Linked DNA regions of Homo sapiens: all the other regions are linked to region 1. A link is an interaction called in ENCODE POLR2A ChIA-PET data of the cell type or tissue named here. Cell type or tissue: CD4-positive, alpha-beta T cell. All regions are shown on one strand.

Region 1 (8,000 bases):
GCTGGGCATGGTGGCAGGTGCCTGTAGTCCCAGCTACTTGGGAGGCTGAGGCAGGAGAATGGCGTGAACCCGGGAGGCGGAGCTTACAGTGAGCCAAGATTGCGCCACTGCACTCTAGCCTGGGCGACAGAGCAAGACTCCGTCTCAAAAAAAAAAAAAAAAAAAAAAAGAGCCTTGCTCTGTCTCTAGTTTCTTCTCTTACCGTGTAATCTCTTTGCACACACCTGCTCCCCTTCCTCTTTCCACCATGAGTGGAAGCAGTAAGAGTCTTCATCAGATGCAGTTGCCCAATCTTGAAGCTTCCAGTCACCAGAATTGTGTGCCAAATAAACCTCTTTTCTTTATAAATTACCCAGCTTCAGATATTCTATTATAGCAACACTAAACCACTTGTGTGCATATTATCTACGGCTGTTTTGTGCTACAGTGGCAGAGCTGAACAGATGCAAGCCTAAAACAGATACTCTCTGGCCCTATACAGAAAAATGTTGTGACTCCTATGATAGAGTATAAAATCATGGATTTCAAAATCCAGTTTTCAGGAGTTGAAGGTTTCACATAGGCGACTTAACCTTCAATTTTTTAAAACTAGGTCTAAGCCCTCTTAAAATTGTGAAGAGCAAATATGTACTCTCAAATATGTTGTAAATCATCCTGTAACGCCACTGAGGTCACTATCATTCTAATTTGAACAGTCAGACTAAGAGGATTTTGTGCAGACTTTGGAATAAACCCTTCAAATAACGTTGGGAATATATTTAAAGTACCTGTAAAAGCATCATGGTTTATGAAGCCTGTAACTCTGCCCTGATCTTTCTCAAATGTTCTGGGCTGCACATGTCCACTCCCATAAATTCATGCAAGCAAATGCACAGGCACAAAACATGCAAGACATCAGCACCTAAATGGCAGGTGAAGAACAGATGTATCTGCTCAGAGTGGGCACAAGAGAACAAATAACAGGATGTTCAGAGAGAATATTGTTACCAGTTGAGTTATGGCTAACATATTTGTCCATTTTCTTAGTCCATTTTCTGTTGCTATAACAGAATACTACAGAGTGGGTGATTTATAAAGAATAGAAGTCTATATGGCTTATGTTTCTGGAGGCTGGGAAGTGTAAGAGCACATCACTGGCATCTAGTGAGGCCCTTCTTACTGTGTCATAACATGGTGGAGGGCATCACACAGCAAGAGGGCAAGAGTATGTCAACTCAGGTCTCTCTTCCTCTTCTTATAAAGCTACTAGTCCTCTCAATGGGGCCCCACCCTGATAACCTCATCTAATCCTGATTACCATCCAAAGGCCCTGCCTCCAAATACTATCAACATAAATTTGGGGATTAGGTTTCCAACGCATGAACTTCTGGGAGACAGATTCAAACCATAGCAGTGCTCATTACACCAACAACAACTCAATGAGATAAACATTATTTTTATTTATTTATTTATTTATTTATTTATTTATTTATTTATTTTGGAGACGAGGGTCTCGCTCTGTCGCCCAGGCTGGAGTGCAGTGGTGCAATCTCGGCTCACTGCAACCTCCACCACCCAGGTTCAAGTGATTCTCCTGTCTCAGCCTCCTGAGTAACGGGGATTACAGGCGCATACCATAACGCCCGGCTAGTTTTTTGTATTTTAGTAGAGACGGGGTTTCACCATGTTGCCCAGGCCGGTCTCGAACTGCTGAGCTCAGGCAATCTGCCCACCTCAGCCTCCCAAAGTGCTAGGATTACAGGCGTGAGCCACCGTGCCTGGCCAACATTATTATAATCTCCATTTTACATGAAAGAAAACCAAGGTTTAAAGAGGTTATGTAACTTGCCCAATGTCTCACAGCTGTTAAGTGGTAAAGCCAGGGTTTGAACAGGCAGTCTAGCACCAAAGCAATCCTCTAACTCAAGTGTCAACAACAAATGTTTTTTTAAATGGTCGCCAGATAGTATTTTCACCTTTGCAGGCCACACAGTCTCTGTTACAAATATTCAATTCTGCTGTTGTAGGGAAAAGCAGTCATAGATGATATCTAAATAAATGAGTGTGGATGTGTTCTAATAAAACTTTACTGACAAAAACAGGTGGCTGGCTGGATTTGGCCCACTGGCTGTGGTTTGCCTACTTGTGCTCTAACCACTAATGTAGACTGTTTCTAATAATGTCTATCAGGTGACTGAAATATGTCTGAGCACACAATAGGAGTGGAATAAATAATCATTAATATTATTGACTACCATTATGAAAATAAGAACAATTGCATGCCTTTGATTGCACTAAACAGTCAACTCAAGCTGTCTTTATTTTTTTTTTTTTTATAGCTACATTCATTTCTGAGCTGAAAGGCTTCTTCATGTAATTTCATCTTGCCGCCATCCAAGAGGGGGATGCTACAACACAATCCTCCTCTCCGATGGGATTTTAGTCAATCACATCTACAATACAGCTTGACCTCTGCTTTCAACTGGGGCAGGCGTGGACGCTGGGGATGGCTCCTGGGTCACAGCACAGCAAGCTGCTGCCATGCTCAAGGCAGTAATCAGCTCACGGATTTCAGCCCAACTCCTGGGGGCTGGAGATGCCAAAATGTGCCCCAAACTACCTGTCAGCAATTAGGAGCCCAGGAAACAGGGACTAGGCTTGCCTGATGGGAAGACATTTAAAGCATCAGAAAGGCTGACAATCCTCACGTAAGGGTGGGCCTGGTGTGGGGGTGGCAAAAGGGCGACTCATAAACCACCAAATGACAGAGTCCAAATTGCTCCATAATGATGATGCGATGCATCCCTTGACACCAGGGATGAAGTCGGACCACATGTAACAGAAGCCAACAGAAATTGAGAAAAGCTCGGTGTCAGATGAAAAGCAGTGATCAGTCTCGACAGGATCTGTTCTACTCCATTTTACCCGGTGCACGTTCTGGAAGCAAACACCCGCCAGCAGTGTATTCTTTTTCCCCCAAAGTTCAACGGGTGAGATGTGAACACAGGCAGTAAAAAGCCCTGAATGTCTGTGGCTTGTAGGGGTCGTAATTCTTTCTCACAAAGTTACCTTTCCTGTTTCTATGAATTACTCTTACATTCTTGTAAGAGATATGGTTTGAGGTATTTATGGTGCATTCAATTCAGCTATCATTGATTTATTGAACGAAACCAGCTCGGGGATATGATGGAAAGGCCCCAATTCCAAAAACTCTTACATCTCCGCACGAAGAGCATTTTCTGCCCTGTTGGCCTCCTGCAGATGACCAGCCGAGATAAACAGAGGGCACCCACTCTCTGTTGCAATGTGCATGGTGATGTGAAGGAATCAATCAGACAAAAGCAGATTATTACAGTGTCTGCGAGAGATCAAACAGTGCTGGCATTCGCACCCACACACGCCTGATTTACAGGCGAGCTGATAAAGTGCTGCAGCTCACTGTCAGGAGAACATGACAACTCCTTGAGCTTGTGGATAAATTATTGCTGAAGCCCATGATAACATTTCTCCACCTAGCAACCAAACATAACAGGATGTGGCTTTTAGTACGAGGAGCCAAATGATACAAAGACAAGACGCCCAGGAGCTCTCAGAGCTCTGAAGGCACATTCTAAGATGCAATTGTGAAATCGCAGCCTCGTGAAAACACATGTGAAATCTATTTTGTAATTAATAACCATGCAGAGGATACCCAGACCTTTCCTATCCATGCAGATGCAAAGAAGAATGTGCCCTCTTTTATGATGAATATTGCTGGAGCCAAAAGTTATCTCCCTCTGAGCTCTGTGCCTGGGACTGTGCTGCTTTATGTGAATCCAAGTGGGGCCCCAAAGTGTGGAACCTGTCCTGTATACCTGCTGATAAGTGCAGTCAACTTGGAGTCAGCTGGGCCCATAGAATAAAACAACATTGAATCCCACAGTGAGAAAAATTGCCCCCTTTCTGGTTCTTTATTGACTTTCCCAATAACATCAAGGAGGGCTGCAGTGTGGCACTAGTATGTCTCAAACACCCTCTAAAAGTGAAAAATGTATTTTTTAAACAAAGAAAGGGAGACTGTGTCTAGCTAGAATTTGTAAAAACCAACATTGTTTAGCTTTCACAATTTTCATTCAAGTCACCATCTTTTCCATGTGACATTGTTTTCCAACTAATGGAGGTGATATCCAGTGTCTGTTTAAAACAAATTTACTTGAGACATGAACCGTATGAGGGCAGGAACTTTTGCCCTATTTGTAAACTGCTAGACCCTCGAAACCTCAACAGTTTCTAGAAAATAGACTGTCAATAAATATTTATCTAATGAAATTTATTAAACGAAAATATCAAGTAAGTGATAGTAGAAATGGTGCCAACGTAGCAGGATTTGTGATGAGCGCACAAGATGAGATAGAAACATAGCAAAATACGTGAAAGTGGTACTCAAACAATTAGTGTTGACGAATGGGACAAATGCTCCTTTGATGTTCTTTGTAAGCCTATGAGGCAGGAACTATTATTTACTTTTCAGGTAAGGAAAATGATACTCAAAGATATTAGGTAACTCATTCAGAACCACAAGCCTCTATGTGGCCGAATATGAATTCAGCCTGAGCACCTAGTCTTAGAGGTAAGCTCTGAGGTGCTCCATTCAACTTCTTCCCTCTCACCTAAAGAACTACATTGTGAAGTATCTGCTATTGCCCCCTCTTCACATGAAAGAAAACTGACTTTAATGAACCTGCCCAACATCATGCGGTGATCACGGGCTGGGATTCAAACCCAGGACTGCTTGGCTGACGGCTTCCACTAGGCTATTCTGTCCTCAAAGAAACTTGCCCCAAATGATCATACAAGCAGCTAGAAATTAGATTTTAACTGGTATCTAATTAAAACTCTGGGTCACACCTACCTTGAGTGCTCTAAATGTGTTCCAGAGAACAGAAACATCATTTGATCAATAAAACAGAAAATTAGCTCAGCACCTAAATGCATTTGAGACACTGCTTATAATTGCCAAGAACAGTGGCCAAAGGTAAAAGCAACTTCAGTCATGCTTGTTTTACAAACACACAAATAGCCACTGGTACAAAAGGGAAAACTTAGTCCTTTCCTTACCTTTTATCTGCAGGTACCAAGATAAGCAGCTATTATTGGTAATGAGGAAGGAACCATGCTACAGCTCCTTGGGAGGGGAAAAACGAGCAAAGGAACTAAGAATCCCATTAAAGTATAATCTTCAATTTTAAAAAAGCATGACTCTCCTACAAATATACAATGAATACATGTCAAAAATTTTATTTAATTCATTAATTAATGAAGAAACAAACATAATGGTAAGGTTGGTTAAAAGGAGAAATTGAGGAATGAGGATTTATATCGTAAGTTGGCCAAAAGGATGCAGAAATAAATGTGCTAACAGAGTCAAAACTGGGTAATGTTGTATAGGGTCACTAAACTATCACCAAGAGGAGTTATTTTTCTCCAAGACAGAAAACATAGTTAACATACAACTTAAAGTATCTGGTTCTAACCAAATAGCAAATTGCAGCTAAACACAGGTGCATTCTTCTATATAATCAATCTTGGGTGAATTTTTTCAACACTCACACTGAAAGGACATGGACTCATTCTCAGCTTTATTTGCAAGTTTTGGATAATTTTTTAAATCATTTCATCAAGTTTTCACTATTATTTCTGCTGTCTTTGTGTGTATAGGAATGTAGTGCCCCACTAAAATTCTGATTCAATAGATTTGCAATGGGGCCTCAGAAAGTGTATTTTAAGAAGCTCCCAATGTGATTCTATTGCTGATAGTCTATAATCATATTAAGAAATAACCAGTTAAGGCCAGGCGCAGTGGCTCATGCCTGTAATCCCAGCACTTTGGGAGGCCGAGGAGGGTGGATGACGAGGTCAAGAGATTGAGACCATCCTAGCCAACACAGTGAAACCCCATCTCTACTAAAAATACAAAAAAATTGGCCAGGCATGGTGACATGTGCCTGTAGTCCCAGCTACTCAGGAGGCTGAGGCAGGAGAATTGCTTGAACCCAGGAGGCAGAGGTTGCAGTAAGCTGAGATCGTGCCACTGCACTCCAGCCTGGGAGACAGAGCAAGATTCCATCTCAAAAAAAAAAAAAGAAAAAAGAAAGAAAGGAAGAACCAGTTAAAGTGATTTAAATTATAACTTTTGGCAAGTGACTCAATGAAAGATGCTTTCATTTGCAAGAAATGAAAACTTAGACAAACTGGTTTCAAGAAGGAAAAAACTTTAACATCATAAAGATAAGAGGTAATGGGGGCTCTGGGGTAGTAGATTCAGTAGCTTAGGGATGTCTATATTAGCGAGGTAGACTCCGCCCTCCCTCTACATCTTCCTGGAGCTATTGGCAAGATGGCTGTAGCAACTGCATGTGTCACTTCCTGGCCCAATATATAGGGAAAGAAGGGAGACTTCCTCTTACTGTGCAGTCTCTCTTCGCAACACTTTCCCAGAAAACCCCAATCCCAGTAGATCTCCCTCCACAACTCATTAGCCAGGATTTACCAAGTGGTCATTCCCCCAAGCCAGTCACTGGCAAGGGGAATCTGAATGGGAATTCTTGACACCAATCAGGGTGTACTGAAAAACTGGAGTGGGGTTGGCTTCCCTTGAGGCAACTGAGCTAATGTGGAAGGCATGGACATCTGAACAAAATTAGCATTGTTTTAGAAGGGAAGTAGAGGTGGGTGTGGGGAGGAAATTAGTCCAGTAACTGACAGAGTCCAGAATTAGTGTATTTTTAAAAAAAAAAAGTTACAAGCATGATCTTAAAATTAGGTTGCATCTCAGATGTGTGGACAACAGCAAAGACATGGAATCAACCTAAATGCCCATCAGTGGTAGACTGGATAAAGACAACGTAGTACATATACATCATGGAATACTACATAGCCATAAAAAGAACAAGATCATGTCCTTTGCAACAACATAGATGGTGCTGGAGGCCATCATCCTAAGCGAACTAATGCAGGAACAGAAAACCAAATCCTGCATGTTCACACTTACAAGTCAGAGCTAAACACTGAGTACACGTGTACACACAGAAGGGAACAACAGACACTAGGGCCTACTTGAAGGTGGAGGGTGGGAGGAGGGAGAGGATCAAATAACTACCTATTGGGTACTATGCTATTACCTGGGTGATGAAATAATCTGTACACCAAACTTCCATGACATGCAATGTACCTATATGACAAACCTGCACATGTACCCTTGAATCTAAAAGTTAAAAAAAAAAAAAAGAAGAAGAAGACGTGTGGGCAATTACCGTGATGCAATAGAAACCTCCAAGAAAACTGCCAGGCAAGCTAACCCAGAGGTCACAGAATACAATGGTTCACAGGCCAAAGTAAGATGCTCGAATCACAGTTTAATAATTCAATTCAGAGCATATATCAAGAAACAAGGAGAAAACAACAAAAATAACCCAATTTAAAAATGGATCGAGGACATGAATAGACAATTCTCCAAAGATACAGAAATGGCCAATAAGCATAGGAAAACATGTTCCACATCATTAATCATAAGAGGAACGCAAATCAAAATCACCTTGAGACATCACCTCACATCCATTAGGATGGTCACTGTCAAAAGAACAGAACATAAGTGTTGGCGATGTTGCAGAGAAACTGAAACCCTTGTGCATTGTGAGTGGAAATGGAAAATGGTGTAGTCATCATGGAGAACAGTAAAGAGGTTCCTCAAAAAATTAAAAACAGAATTACCATATGATCCAGTAATCCCACTTCTGGTGATATACTCAAAAGAATTCAAAACAGGATCTTGAAAAGATATTTGTACACCCATGTTCACTGCAGCAGTATTCACAATAGCCAAGAAATGGAAGCAACCCAAATGTCCATCAATAGATGAATAAAGAAAATGTGCTATATACATACAATGGAATATTATGCAACCTTAAATATGAAGGAAATCCAGTCACATGCTGCAACATGGATGAAACTCAAGGACATTATTCTAAATGAAATCCCAGTCA
Region 2 (8,000 bases), 590 kb before region 1:
ATTCCTGCATGGTGACTACAGACTGGAGTTGAGTAGCCGTGGTGCACATTAAAAGGGACTGGGGCTTGCAGCACTCCATGGTCCTCACCACTCCCTATTGGCTAGTGTTCAGTTTATCTTGGTCATGTGCTTCCATGCAAGGCATCTAAGGATACATGAGCCTGTGCTCCTATTGCAAATTCTTCAAAAGCACATGGAGACTTCTTCCAGAATAGCTATAAAAATCTGTATCTATTTCTCAGTCTCTTTTCAGGCATGAATACTTAACGTTAGGGAAAATATCACTTTTTTTCTTAACTGTTTAATAACTACTCTTGCAATAGTGACACTAATGATTTTTCAGTAGGGATGCAAACATTTTTGCAACAATATATGTTAAGTAAAATTCTGTGAGTCTGTCTGGGAACAGATCAACTCATGCACTTTTTATAATGTTGAACATCTTACAACTTTTCTTTCAATAGGAGCAAACTTCCAAACTTTAGGCTCGTAAGTGAATGAAGTGGCAATGGAACTGGTTATAAGTTAAGCATTTTGAGTGCACACATGTACGTGTGTGTGTCACAAAAAAGAAAAGAATGAAGGATCATCTAACTATTAAATACATTCCATCTCACCCTGCTCTGTGTTAAACTTGATGCCTTTAAAGCTAAGATTCTTCTCTTGGGATTATTTCTTGAGTATACAGGAAAGGCAGGTGAAATGCTATTAACCCAATGGGCTTATCTTATCTTAAATTTCATAGATTTCTCAAAACAGAGAAGAAAAAGTGAGGTCACCAAACACATCAGCTAGAGGAAAGAAAATCTAGCCAGAGAATAACCAGAAAGAGCCAGTACTTGGAGAGAGGGGCTATATACACAAAGGTTTGTTCTACTTTATACTTCAAGATGTCACAGTCACTCCAGAAATTTTAACACCGAGTACCTCTCCAGGGCCTTGCCTAGGACAGATCGAGAATGATCCAAGTGTGAATTTATTCAGCTTCTCATCACCACATGACACAGGACACGCTGCATGCAGGATTTACAGAGAATCTCCAAAGAATTTCCTGTTAATAAAACCAATGTGTCTACTGCCTGGGGACAGCAGTGGTAAGACCTTAGACCCTTCACCTCCCATTCCTCTAGGCCACCATTTCTCCTCTGGAACAGGAAGAGTTCAGATGGCAGGACATCTACACGTTTTCTCCAGCTTCAACATTTTATATTTCTAAATAGTTCAGCTCAAACCTGGCTTATTTGTTTATTTATTTATTTATTTACTTTTGAGACAGAGTCTCTCTCTGTTGCCCAGGCTGGAGTGCACGGTGTGATCTTGGCTCACGGCAATCTCTGCCTCCCAGGTTCAAGCGATTCTCCTGGCTCAGCCTCCCAAGTAGCTAGGTACAGGTGTGCACCACCACACCTGGCTAATTTTTTTTGTATTTTTAGTAGAGACAGGGTTTCACCGTGTTGCCCAGGCTGGTCTCGAACTCCTGACCTCACTGATCCTCTGGCCTCGGCCTCCCAAAGTGCTGGGATTACAAGTGTGAGCCACCAGGCCCGGCTTAAACCTGGCTTCTTATATGTAGTGCAGTTAAGGGAAGAGGTTCAAAGTTCAGGATGACTCCCACGATTCTATTATATCACTTACTGGCTGTTTGGTCTTAGATGAATTTCCTCCTGTCTCTCTTAGTTTGCTCATCTGTAAAATGGGAATAATGATGGTATCTACCTCCACTAAATCAGAAGATTCATGTACAGCCCATATTGCCTATCTTATAGTAAACACTGAAAGTTGGCTATTATTATTTTTATTATTATATTGAACCACTCAGATTAAACCTGAGGGTCTGACTTTTGGTAGCATCTTGATGTCTTTTATGGCATGTGATGTCACACGGACGCCCACACATTTCTTTTGTGTGCACCTAGGACACCATTTAAAAAGAACTTCCCTGAGCTCATAAGCAGCAGGATGGTGTGGCTTCCTCTTCCAGCATTTATACACCTTGTTTTATGCTTTTCCCGGCAGGTCTGGACTGCTAAGCGTAAATGCCTTTTCTCTGTTTTTGTTCTTCTGGGTATAAAATTAAAAAGACAGGAAGAGGTGGCGGGGCAACGCCTGCATGGGGTCAAGGCAAGTCAAACTCTGACCCTTCTGGTCTTTCGCACATGGTCAACTGCTGTATCATCTTACGTCTTGGCCATCAGGAAGCTTGACCGATTTCAGCTTCACTAGGGAATCAGTTTGTCTTCACTATCAGAATACTCTGCAAAATCATCCAACACAATGAATTACAGCTAAAATAAGTAGGACTGAGCAATGTGTGTTTTCCTATTTGTATTTCTGGATGAAATTTGTATTTCTGGATGAAATTTGTATTTCATCCAGAAACCCTTAAATATTCTGTATGAAATATGTTTAAAGTTGGGGCAGGTATTTAATTGGAGGGGGGGAGTGGGTGCGTGTTCCATGCTCAGGCAACAGTCAGCCCACAGATATTATACTAGAAAAAGAAAGAACAAAACAACTCCTCTATAGGGTTTCGCCTGCTTTCATTTGGCAGTGATGAAAACAGGGCATCGAATATGAACTCCCCTGAACTTTCCACAGACACTGAAGCTTCTAGAACAGGATGCATACTGTCCATGTGGTATGAGTGTGCACAGCTTACGGAAAGAAATAATTAAAAAAAAAAAGAAAAAGAAAAAAAAGAAGGAAAGAGAAGGAAAGAAAGAATTGCTTGTGCAGCCAGGAAATATTTTGCTATGGACAGCACATCCCAGGTCCCCAAGATGAAATATTAATGTACAATTTGTTTATCTGTGGGCTCGCATCTTTCCAGCACTGAGCTGTTAATTTTCTATCAGCACAGACAACGGATCAGTCAGTCATGAACTCTTCACAGCCATTACCCGGAGACATTTTGATTAAGTATGCCTAATGTAGTGGATAGGGAAGAATGAAAACACTCTGCCTGCCAACTAGTGATTGACCATTAAGCCACTGATGAATGTGCCTGTCAGAGAGGAGACAATTACCTCAACAATGAAGAAACTCTTCTGGAAGGCTTATTTCTCCATAGGGCTGACACATTTTACCAGATTACAGGCGTGCCAGTTTGAAAGCGTGTAAGCCGATCACTAAGGAATCTTCTCAAAAGTTCACAGAGGGAAGGAGTAAAAAGAAGGGCCACAATTTTCTCAGGCCTGCTCATACCTCGAGCTTCCAAAATAAGATCCTGAGCTGTCCAGCGCTTGCGAGGAAGGTGCACTGACTTAATATTTAGGAAAAAATTTCACACACACACACACACACACACACACACACACACACACACCATCCCTGGAGAAAAACAGGAGGCTGATGAAATAAAATAGAACCCCAGGTAGACAGGCAGGATGTTTCTCCCCACAATGAAGGACAGTACCTGGACGGTGAACTAAATTTCATACTGGAAGTGCTTAGAAAAAGAATTTAGTTTTGACATTTTGTTATCTCTTAAGCTCGAGGCAGCTTTATTAGATAATGTATTTGTCCTTTAGTGTGTCTCTTATTATGTCTACAACGTAGAAGCACAATTTAGAGCTGTCCATTACATTATGAAGTCATTGGTTAGCAACTGGGAAGGAATCCCAGCTGTTCTCTCAAGTCCTAAGGTTTATGAAGCCTCATAATCAATAGGCCCTGGGAATGCAAGGTGATGGCCATTTCTTCAGAACATGAAGACTTAGGAATTAAAAAACTGAGATAACTGCTCACAGATAAACTTCTATTGATTTATTAATACACACGTCGTACCTGGAGAATGTGATAAAACTTATGTTCTTTAAAGCTTGCCCGTAGGTCCCAAATACTGTACTGGACATCCTTATACTAAACATTCTTTTATATTATCTGAAATTCAAATTTAACTGTGCATCCTGTTCTTTTTTATAAATTTATTTTTTATAAATAAAAATATTTATTTTCTTTTTTATAAATTTATTTTATTGCTAATTCTGGCAACATCACTTAAGAGGTAACATCAAAAGGTGGGTAAAAGCATAAGATTTCAAGCCAGAGAATGGAGGCTGTGGTTTGGGGCAGACCATGACCTCTCCTTGAGCCTTGGTTTATTTTTCAGGGTAATGGAAAGAATAATCATGCCAGCTTATTTGTTAGGAAGATGAAAAAAAGATAATGTATGACAGTTTCTTTCATTTTGTATTATTTTTAGATTGTGATTGGCTGATGGACGCTCCACAAAGTATGAAATTTACTCAGAGTTAAACCAGAAGGGTCGACAGCACGGGCTTGGAAGTCAGGTACCCCTGGCTAGGTAGATCAGCCTGGCCTCTAAGCAGCTGCAGAAGCTTGGCCGAGTCACCTGACTTCACTGTGTGCCTCTTTGTCATTTCTAACATGGATACCATTATGTCTCTTTACTGGGGTGAGAATTAAAATGCAAAAATTCACCCAAAGCCTGTGTGGCACAGAGTAAGTGTCCAATAAGTTCCGGCTCTCACTTGTACTACAATGAAGTGATGTGAGTTAAGGTGACAAAAGCAACCTTAGATTTTCCTCCCTGGGTTGGTTGTGTGCCTCACAATAGAGCCTGGTGAGTGTTGACAACTTCCGTTTTCTTTTTATACTTCCTTTAAGCCTTGATAAAAAGGTCACAATGATGTTCTTTAGTCCGTTCTCCATCAAAGCAGTGAAATATCATCCAAGCAGCTCAGGAACTCCGTTCTAGACAAGCCTTCTCAAAACCACAGCTATGCCACTATCAAACAATGATACTCTGTTTATGAAACTCAATAGGGAAGACATACGTAACGTTAAACCTTCCTGAAATGTCACACACTTTTAAACAAGTGTTTTAGTTGTGCATGTTTTACCTCTTTTCTTTCAAAATGAAACAGAAGACGAGGTGGGGCTTTATTTAGTCTGGGGCAAAAGAAAAAGTTTCATCCAGCAGAGTTTAGCTCCCCTGTCAGATGATAAATGAGACAGGTGATTTTTTCGCTTCCTTATTCTTGAAAAAGCTAGCAATGGTGAGAAACAATCATCTTTAGGTCTGAGTGAAGCAAGGGGTCTTCCTTTCTCCTATTTTCCTTTCATCCTCTACCTAGCATTATTTCTTCTCGAATGTGTTTTTAACACTAGTTGTTCAAACAGGTCATGAATCCTTTCTCCTTCCTTGATATACATTTTGACTGTTGCCAGAAACTACCTTTGATGTGTTCCTGTAGAGAATAACACAGGCTTTCCTGTTTGTCTCAGAGCTGCTGAACTGAAGCTTCAACTACAGAGAACAAAACCATCTGCATTTAAAAAAATATCAGCACCCCCTCCCAAACACACACACACACACACACACACACACACACACACACACACACACACACGCACATGAACGCACACACAACATTGTCATTGTAAACCCAGACCGGGTCTCTCTGGGGTTCATAGAGTTCCTGTTGTGCCTCTCTTGGTTGTTTTAATGTGAGTTTTCATCACGCTACTCCTCATCTCTGCTATCTGTGTCTTAAAATAGCAACAGTCATTATCAGATGGCTGTCCCCCTCTTCCACTCCTGGCTGAACTAGAGAGCCTCTCAGATTTCCCCACCAAACCTCTGAATCCATCTGAGGTTTGCTCATCTGTCTTTCTAAGTCAGCAGAAGGAAAAACACAGGAAGACTGTGCCTTGAGCTATAACGAACCCTGGACATCCCCCAGCTTGTGTCAGTATCTCCCGAGGAAACTTTTCATGGAATCAGAGCGCTGGAAGAGACCTCAAGAGATCAAAAAGTCCTGAAAAACAAGGGTTCTAAGAAACTGAGAATCACAGAATATTAAAAATGCAAAAAGCTTCCGTCATCTCATCTCCTATCTTTCTCATCCAGGTGAAATTGTTTCCATTATTTTGACTTTTCCCTATTCATCCCACTTTCTGATCCTATAACAGTGTTTATCCCATTTCTATAACTTGCATGATTTCTGTTTTATCTCCATACTGCCTGTATTATTATTTTTTAAAAATTGATTTCAAAAAGATTCATTTTTTTCTTTACATTGGATTGAGCAGTAACATCCATGAAATCAGTTTTAATATATTAGTTTTACTTTCCCCTTCTATTACACAGCAAATGAAACCATAATTATTTTAAAAATTCATGCTTCTACCACCTAAAACAATCACTCATATGACTGTCCTACACATACAACAAGTTGGAAAAAAATACACTAGGGCAGAAGCCAGCAAACTTTTCCAATAAAGGACCAAATAGTAAATTTGAGCTTTGCAGGCCAAGAGACAAAATTTAAGATATTATATAGGTACTTATATAACCTAAGAAAACTAATTTTCACATTTCCTCCCAATCATTAAAAAATGTAAAAACCATTCTAACCCATAGGTCATACAAAAACAGGTGGCGTTTAGCTCACAGGTCACAGTTTGTCAACCCCTGCTTGAAACATATATCTGATACTTACTTGAACCTTCTCTGAAATGTCTATAATGGTGAGTGAGACAGAAAAAGACTCATTGGACGTCTGCGAAGATGAACTATTTGGACATCATAAGTGTTTAGCATAACACCAGGCACAAACAACATTACTCAATAAATATTAGCTGTTGTTTTCATTACCATCATCATCGTCACCATCTTCTTCTCTCTTAGTGGGGTTGGTTAACCACTGAGTATGTGGCTTGGCACACAGTAGGCACTCAGTGAAAGCTAGATGGTGTTATTATTTCACATGGTTGGGGTATACAGCATCTCAACCATTTGAGCACATCAGACTTAACTGTAGGATTTTTTAAAAACACACATGCTGGTTTTCCACCCCCAGAAATCCCAGTTTGCCCAAGGAAAAGCTGAGCACATGACTTTTTTTTGAAAGCTCTAGAGGCGATTCTGATGATTCCAGTCACAAACCAGTGGCTGATAGAGGGAGGAAAATCTGGGCAACAGGGTAGGAAATCCCAATCTCTAGACTGGCCGTTTGCTCTGCTCAGTTTTATGGTCACATACGACACCAGCTGGTGCTTAGCCCACTTTGGAAATGTTGGATTCCATCTGTCAGTCAGTCATCAACCGATGCTAACTGAGGAGACCTATCGCACACTGGCCCTTGAGCCAAGTGCTCAGATACAAAAATGAAGGAGGCAAAGGCTCTATGGTTTATAGCCCCCTTCCCTCACCTTCCCTCCCTTTGCCACCCTTTGTTTTTCTTCTTAGCCCCTTTTTAACCACATGGCATCTTAAGTATATATGTTGCTTCTGTCCCCTGAGAGCAGGGTCCTGATGGATCTTACTCATTACTGCTGCTACAGAACAGTGCTTGGCACCCAGGTGGTGTGCTTAATAAAGATCTGTGTTAAGGAGGTGAATCGGGAACTCTGTGCATCTTGGAGAACCACTCTGATTCCAACCCAAGGGAGAGCATGAGGCCTCAGACTCATGGGTCTTGGAATGTGGCAGTGAAGAGTGGAATGTGGCAGTGAAGAGTAGAACGTGGTTTTCAGCTCTGCCATCATTTTGCTAGTCTGAAATCACTGCTGTAAGTTTCAGTTTATTCATTTATAAAATTTATAAAATGTTGTGAGGATTAAGTGGTATAATGCTGAATGTGTGGAAAGTGCTTAAAAATAGTAGTTCGGTTGAGTTGATTTTCTCATCACCTGGAATTGAATAAACAGAAAACAGTTCTAGAAATGTTTTGAACATTCCTGAAGAGATAAACTAAGTAGCCAGCAATACGCCTACAATATTCCTAATTATATGTCCTGAGAGCACGCATCTGTTCACTGAACAAATATTTATTGAGCTTCTACATGTACTGGACACTATGGTGGGGTCCCAGCAGGTGGGAGTCATAAAACTGGACATGGTTCCTGCCCTCATGGAACTGTGTGCAGAGGCGATAGACAGAAATTAACTAAACCAAGAATCATAGAATTGTAACCCTGAAAAGAGCAAGGCAGTGAGGTATATGGTGCTTTCAGGCCTGTACTGGCGAGGG
Region 3 (8,000 bases), 560 kb before region 1:
AATCTTCAGCATCCAAACTCTTAAGCCTCAGAGAAGATTTTCATTGTCAAGAAGTTTCCCGGAGCCCCTGCTCCCTTACAGAGTTTCCACTAAACTCTCTGTCACTTGTAATCTGCTGATTAGGGTTAACGTATTGTGTCCTGATATGGCAGATTAAAAATGAAATCAATAAATGCCTAAAACAAATGGGCTTTTGAGATGTCCTATTCAGTCTGAGTCTTTAAGGGTGAGGTGAGAGGTGGAAGAAGGAAATCAAGACGGGGGTGGGAAAAGGACCACTTAAGCAATCAATTTCCGTCCAAAATGTTGTGTGGACCAAGCGATTTCAAGGAATCTATCCTTCCTTTTTCAGATATCTGCCTTAAGTAACAAGAATGGCCAAAAGAGTTTGTGCTGCTAAGACCCTTTGGACTTTATTGTGTCCATGCGTGTGTGTGTGTGTGTGTGTGTGTGTGTGTGTGTGTGTGTGTGTGTGTATTTTTCCATTCATTTGTTAAAAACATACTTTTGGGCAAGTGAAGGAATCCATCGCGTGAGATATTTAAATATTCAAGATGTGAACTTGTCTTTCTGAAGGATGTTTAAACAAAGTGAGGGAGGAAGGGTCCCAAATCTACCCGATTCCTAGTCTCTTGAAAGCTGTCCCACTTGACAGTAAATTAAAGGTAAACTTCGCCCTGAGCTGCCTGCCCCCTCCCTCCATCCTGTTGGTTGAGATTTCTGGGACCTCACCGGTTAATTCAGAGTCATCACTATCAAGAGGTGGAAAAGAGATCTCTGAGGTCATTTCTGCTCTGTTGCAGTGTTCAGAGTTGTCCCTGTTGACTATGTTTCCCATGTAAATAACCTGTGTTATTAAGGTGCAAATTGCAACTTTTAAGTAATGATTGCTAATAGTCTAATGTTTACTGCCACACAAGGACATTCATGAAAACAAAATCTGCATTATTCATCTCCATATTAAATAAACAAAATAAATTGAGGGAGCTGTTCTTTCTTGCAAGACTCTTCAGATCTGGGTGATCAGAAAGCCTTTAAGAGTCAGCAAGAGGGAAACATCTAATTGCTTTGGGTGGGCAGGGGCAGAATCCTATAACTTACATATATAAAAGATATATTCACAAGATGTGCTCACAAAAGATTGTGTGTTCTATTGCAATTGGCTGTCATTAATATAAAAGCAGTTCAGTATGGTGAAATAAAATACGTATTATTTATGTGCGCGCACAGAGGCTGAGATAGGCTGTAGAAAATCAAGAGTTAGATTCTAAGTCTACAATTTTAAATTTTTAACCACTCTGCATCCTGCAAAATGCAAACAAATCAAAACACCGTTCTGTTTTACTTTCCTGCCATTTTCTCTATCTCCCTTGAAATGCATAGAAGGGGAAAATGCTGGTACTGAATCCTGCAATATTTTCAGGTAATAGTGGATGTATTTTAATGGTGAGTGAAATATACATCCAAGGAAGCAAGCATGCACACACAACACAAACCCCTGGGGTACTGTAGGCTGCTTTCTCAACTTTTTTTTTCTTGCCCTAAGTAATAGTATGGTGGAATAGCATAGCTTAAGAAAGCCAGGAAGAATGACATTTCAGAGGGAAATACTCTGATTTAGCTGTTTCCTTAAAGAGAATTGTCCCCTCACATCCCTTCCCCCTGAAGGGGGAGGAACATAACAAATAAAGACTAAAATTCCTCATCACTTACAATATCATCTTGTTTATTCTGTTTAGATACCTGCTTTAGTAGAAAGTTCTGTAATTGATTCCTTGAAACATGGAACTTATAACTAATAATACAAAGGAATCAAATTGCCTGGAACAGTTCTTGGGAAAAAGAGCGCTCCGGGAGAGCCTCAGCTCGGATCCACTCACAGGCTTTTTCTATCTCCCATTATTCATTAATCAAGCTAGAAATCAAGCTTTCAACATCAGTCCTTGGGTGTAATTACTTACAGTTGTGCATTGTGTTTAATTTTAAGCAGTGATAAAAGTTAGTATGGCCATAATCTTAGAACCCACCTTCTCCCCTTCCCTGGATGTTAACTGACTACAGAACCCCAAAGTGGCTAACTTTACTTGTGAATAACCACTTCAGCTGAAATAGAGTAGGGCATTGATGACCTTAGATGAACAGAAGAAACACTGCATGAAAAACTGTCTCCTCTATTAATATGTGAGCAAATAAATAAGGTAAGAGGGCCCTCACTGTGTACGAAATGAATCATCCTTTTTCAGCTTAAAAAGGGTTTCCGCTTCTGGTGAAAATAATAAGAATCATACAAAACAAACATACAAAGACAGTAGGAATATAATAGGCCAGAAAACTGAAACTATAGTTACAAGTTTCTAACACACACACACACACACCCCCACACACCCACACACACCAATAAACTAGCCAGCACCAACAGACACAGCTTAATGAAAAGGACCTGATTTAAATAATGTGATACAGTGTTATGTTACGTACACCTGGATCCTTATCGATCGTAGGATAATTATAATCAAAGTCGAGCAATTCTGAGCAATGCACTTTTTGTAATGAGCTTACTAAAGGAGACATGTCCAGTCATTCTGGTAATTTAAATTACTGCCTAGTTGTTGATAGTCTTTACCGGAACAACCAGAAAAAAAAAAAGAGTAATTTTCAGGGCAGTATCACTTCTTGCTGGACCGTAGCCCAGGGTTCTCTTTCGGGACAACAATAAGGACGTTATCTCTAATAATGTAGCTACACTTAAACTTATGTTGCCAGAACTAGATGCAGCAGGCTCACTGTTCCTGGGTCTCAAAGGCCATTGAACACATCCACACGCTGTCAGATTGCAAAGCAGCCTAAGTTTTAGGAAATCAGTGAGTTAAATGCAGAAAGAGACAACGGTAGGAAAGAGACATTGTTTTCCAAAGAAGTAACTAGAGTTGAAAAAAGAAAACCTCACTGATGAGGCAAGTTCCAAATACGTACCTCACTAAAAATATTTTAATTATTTTGCTTTTAGGGAAACGATCAGAAAATATATGAATCCACGCTTTATCAATATTTCTGCATGCCACTTGAACCAACTTACAAATAGGGAAGCAATTCTGTGCTCAGAAGGAATGATAATTGTGGATATTTTGAAACACTCAGGCGAGGAAGGAGGATGAGCTTGGTGGTTCAACACATTCAGACAAGGGATGCCCACTCTCCTCAGATTCCTAACTAACTTTGGATTTGTTCTAAGGGTGACTTTGCAAAGTTTATGAAAGTGTTCCACCAAACTTCTCCCTATGTTTTGCTAGAGTTGGAACAGAATGAAATGTGGAGGTGGGTCTGCAGAAGACCAGTCTTACCTAATGTTGCCTAAATCAAGAGGGTAAAGACAGAGAGAGAGGAAAAAACAACTAAACTTAAGCTTTTTGCGAAAGCCCTGATTCAACTAAAGGACACAAAGAAATAAAAACGCCCACATTAAAAGCCAAACAAGATAATAATTGTGCATGTCTGGCTCTGAATATAGAGGGCAAGGTTTGCGTCACTGGCACTCTGAGTTACCATGGTGAGTGATTTATTGATATATATCAAGAATGAATAGATCAAAGGCAGCGAGATGACAGGTGATCAATCAAATGTCAAATCAAAACTAGCAATCAAGTGGAAAGCTGATTTTTCAGTGGGTGGGTCTGGCAGAAGAAAAATGAACTTTCATATTACATTTCCGAGAAACAAAACCCCAGCATACTATTAAAAAAGCAATTAAGCAACCCAAAAGAAAAAAAAACTTTAGAAGGTCTATTGTACTGATCCATTAACCTGTTCTTATCTTTTTTAGGGGGCAGTAAGGATTCAGATGGGATAGTTTTTACAGTACGAATCATTTCACAAAGTTTGCAACTCTCTAGGCAAAGAAAATCCAGAGCTGTTTAAATTTCTATGGGGAATTTCCCCCCTACAACCCTTTTTGGTTTTTTTAAAGAATAGGGAAATTGTTAATTACATTTCCAAATATGGATCCTTTTAGAAAATATATGCAAAGAGTCATCCATTTCCTGGGGGCATTTTGTCCACCTTGGTGATCAACGCTAAACTCCTATTGCTGGCCCCAAAGCCTGCCTGCAGCCCGAGTGTTAGGTATGCCTCACACTTCAGCGCCCCAAGCCCCAGTGAGAGGAGACGCTATCCCTGGAGGCCAAAAGCCACTGGCACTGACCACGCAGAGGGATGCAGGGGTGGAGGGGCTGTCTCCCTACTCCGCACCCCAAATCCTCAATCCGACTTTGGCCCGAGAGGCAAGAAACAGACTGGAAGAAAGTTAGGGGTGGGGTAGAGGGTGGAGGAAAGAAAGTTTAAGGAGGAAAGGCTTGGTGGGATAGCTCACCCCAACCCAACCGGAGCTTGGAAGGGGAGGATTTGGGAGACCAGAGAAGGCGAGAGAGGACGGGGTTATTAGAAGGGCACCCGGCGCAAACTCCCCCGAAAGCTTAAGTGGGTGGTGCCCCCGGGCACCCAGGGGCAAGGAGGGCGGGCGAGGAGCTCGGCGCACAGGGCAGCCCCGAAGCGGAGCCGTTTCTCTTACCTGCCGCCCGCTTGGGTGCCTGCTGTTTTCTCCTCGGCATCCTCTACTTCGCTCCAGTCCCACTTCTGGCGCCCCAGCCCCGAGCCGCGCGCTGGGGCCCGCTGTCTCTCTGGCCTCTCTGGGTCTCCTCCGCCTCTTGCCCGGTGGCTCCTAGGACGTCACTCGGCCTCTGTCCCCCTGACGATCCCCCCTGCAACTCCTCCACCACGGGCCAGAGACCCCCCTCTCTGGGTGGCAGACACGGGTGGCTTGTGCCGGCTGCTTTGAAGTAGAGGTTGGTTCTGCCTTGTTTGTTTGTTTGTTTATTTTGAATTTTTTTTCCTCTCTCTTTTTTGTTTTTGCTTTTGGAATTTTTTTGGTTTTGTTTTTGCGGTTTTTTTTTTTTTTGGTGACTGTTGAGACACTTGATTTCTTTATTAAACATCCAAGCCCGGGTTCGGATGGAAGGGACGAGGGGCGCACACGCGCCACAGGCACACTCGCGCGTAAAGATAAGGAAAAAAAAAAGGCAATCCTGGGAAGGTAGTGGGTTTCTTCTTTTTCTTCTTCTTCCTTCTCCTCTTTCCCTCCTCCTCCTCCTCCTCCACCTCCTCCTCCACCTCCTCCTTCTTTTCTTCCTCCTCCTCCTCCTCCTCCTCGCCGATCTCTATGGCGGATTCGTGCCGGGGGGAGAGCGATCACTCACTGTAGGTTTGTGGCTGCTGTCAGATCCCCGTCTGTGAGTGATATGCGAGAGGACAGGAGCGGGTTTTGGAAAGACAGAAAATCTGGAATTCACTCACTCACACACACACACAGACACACACACAGACACTCACACACGCACTCACACGCGCACGCACCCCCGCTTCCTCGCACACACACACTCACACCCCCCACATATGCACACACACACAAACACACACACACACCCTCGCACACACACACAAGACAGGGCGAGGCGATGCCAGCAAACATCGATCCCGCTGAACAAACTGAACATTAACAAACTCCTCCTCCTCCTCCTCTCCCCGCGACCTGATGACAGGGAGAAATTTACTCCCCAGCCGCAGAGCGCCAGGCAGCGGGAGCCTATTAAAGGGACAGCGTCCCGCAGGGGAGAGGGGCTGGGGGCGGGGGCCCCGGCGCGCCGGCCCAGGCCCCTCTGTGCGCCCTCTCCGCCGGGGCGAGGGCGTGCCCACCGGGCGCGGGGACACCCCTCCGGGAGGCGGAAGGGGCGGGGGCGGGAGGAAAGGAGGTGAGGAGGGAAGGGGTGCGGGAGAAAAGGAGGCAGTGTGATGATGGCTGAACTCTGAAGCTGGGAGGCTGTGGAGGGAGATTCAGGGGGGCCAGGTTGGCTGACCAGCAGGGACCATGCACAATCTTAGGAGAGGGAGAACTTAGGTTTGCTCGGGGCTGGGAAGGGGGAGGGGACCTTATCCAGTGAGGATCTCCATCCTGTAAGTCTTAACCTGCCCCCACCAAAATGTGCTCCCCACGACCCCTTCAATTTAGTGCCCCTGTCCCTCCCACTTTCTCGCTAATCAATGGGTGGTCACAAAAACAAAAATCTCCCTTCTGTCTACTTTAAGGTCTAATCATATACTCCTCTTTTTGTTTCCTTTGAAGAATGTTTATTGAGCATCTACTATGTGCCTATTCTGGAGACACAGAGGCCACAGAGAAAGGGAAGGTGGTGGCCATGTTGGTATTTATATTCTAATGGGGGAGTGCAGACAAGTGCCCCCCAGCTATCCAATCTTTGCTTAAATGTCCCCTTTTCCCAAAGGTCTACCTCACCTAAAATACACACACACACACACACACACACTCCCTGCCCCATTTCTCCATTTTGTTATTCCCCAGTGAGCTGATCAGTGAGTGTCACACAGGTTATAGACAGTTTTCTATTCTGTTGATTGTACAAGTTCCCCTCTTGAATGTAAGCTCCAATGGAAGGAAGGATTTTTGCCTCTTTGTTCTCTTATATCCCCAAGTGCTGGCAAAGCACAAGACATATAATAAGTGCCCAGTAAAATATTTGTTGAATGAATGAAAAGTAAGCAAGCAAATAAACAGGATACTTTGAGTGATTCGCTCCATGAAGACGTTAAGCTGAGTGCTGTAATAGTGTCTAAAAGGGGGTGGGTGGCTCTAGATTCAATGTAGGATATGGCATTTGAGCACAGAGAGATTGAAACAAACATGTGATTATTGAGTTCTGCTATCGGCCAGGCACCTTTTGAGGTGTTGGGGGCAAGTCTGTGAACAAGGTGAACCTAGACCATGCCCTCAAGGAGTGCTCCTTCCAGTGAGAGGGCAAAGCAACTGAGGGCATTTGATGCAGGCTGGGACTAGAGGTGTTTTTTTTTGCTTTATTATTTTTTTTATTTCAATAGCTTTAGGGGTAAAAGTGGTTTTCGGTTACATGGATGAATTGCATAGTGGTGAAGTCTGGGATTTCAGTGCACCCGTCACCCGAGTAGTGTACATCGTACCCAATAGGTAGTTTTTCAGTCCTCACCCCCTTCCCATACTCCTCGCTTCTGAGTTGCCAATGTCCATGATATCTTTCCATATGCCTTTGCATACCCATGCATTAGCTCCCACTTATAACCAAGAACGTGTGGTATTTGGTTTTTGATCCTGAGTTACTTCACCTAGAATAACGGCCTCCAGCTCTATCCAAGTTGCTGTGAAAGACATTATTTTGTTCTTTACTATGGCTGAGTAGTATTCCACGGTGTATATATATGTGTGTATATACACACAAACACACATATATATACACAAATACACATATATAGATATATATACCACATTTTCTTTATACAATAATCAGTTGATGGGCACTTATGTTGATTTCATATCTTTGCAATTGTGCTGCAATGAATATACGCCTGCAGGTGTCTTTTTGACATAATGACTTTTTTTCCTTTGGGTAGATACCCAGTAGTGGGGTTGCTGGATCAAATGGTAGATCTACTTTTAATTCCTTGAGAAATCTCCATACTGTTCTCCATAGAGATTGTACTAATTTACATTCACACCAGCAGTGGGTATAAAAGTTCCCTTTTCCCCACATCCACACCAATATCTGTTGTTTTTTGACTTTTTAATAATGGCCATTCTGGCTAGGGTAAGGTGCTATCTCACTGCAGTTTTAATTTGCATTTACCCTGTGATTATTGATGTTCAGCATTTTTTCATTATGTTTGTTGGCCATTTGTCTGTCTCCTTTTGAGAAATGTCTATTCACGTCATTTGTCCACTTTTTAATGAGATTATTTTTTTTTTTTTCTTGCTGATTTGTTTGAGTTCCTTGTAGATTCTGGATATTAGTCCTTTGTCAGATGCATAGTTTGCAAATATTTTCACCCATTCTGTAGGTTGTCTGTTTGCTCTGATGATTGTTTCTTTTACTGGGTAGAATTTTTTTAGTTTAATTAGGCTCCAT

The links. Peaks named below come from ENCODE experiments on the same cell type or tissue, not always from the same donor. Only the 100,000 strongest peaks of a DNase experiment are listed, where the experiment ranks them.
Region 2: POLR2A ChIA-PET joins it to region 1 with 24 read pairs; 4 of 35 experiments call an interaction of 5 or more read pairs at or near these places.
Region 3: POLR2A ChIA-PET joins it to region 1 with 12 read pairs; 4 of 35 experiments call an interaction of 5 or more read pairs at or near these places.

Annotation. Positions count from the first base shown.
Region 1 is chr20:52,405,847-52,413,846 of GRCh38, reverse strand. The region is part of intron 4 of LOC105372666 (a long non-coding RNA gene); the gene reads right to left. Among named protein-coding and RNA genes, the nearest start is that of LINC01524, 210 kb to the left of the region's middle. In CD4-positive, alpha-beta T cell, no CTCF peak of the experiment used is centred here; a DNase peak (open chromatin) is centred at 3,476; H3K4me3 peaks cover 558 bases; H3K27ac peaks cover 4,575 bases.
Region 2 is chr20:52,998,581-53,006,580 of GRCh38, reverse strand. All of the region lies in intron 1 of TSHZ2 (teashirt zinc finger homeobox 2), which reads right to left. Among named protein-coding and RNA genes, the nearest start is that of TSHZ2, 30 kb to the right of the region's middle. In CD4-positive, alpha-beta T cell, no CTCF peak of the experiment used is centred here; DNase peaks (open chromatin) are centred at 4,660 and 5,380; H3K4me3 peaks cover 1,729 bases; H3K27ac peaks cover 4,073 bases.
Region 3 is chr20:52,969,898-52,977,897 of GRCh38, reverse strand. TSHZ2 (teashirt zinc finger homeobox 2) reads right to left here and starts at 5,540. Exons shown (of 3, transcript NM_173485.6): 1 at 4,565-5,540. The coding sequence starts at 4,604. In CD4-positive, alpha-beta T cell, no CTCF peak of the experiment used is centred here; DNase peaks (open chromatin) are centred at 3,537, 4,077, 4,617, 5,517 and 1 weaker place; H3K4me3 peaks cover 5,412 bases; H3K27ac peaks cover 4,706 bases; H3K27me3 peaks cover 532 bases.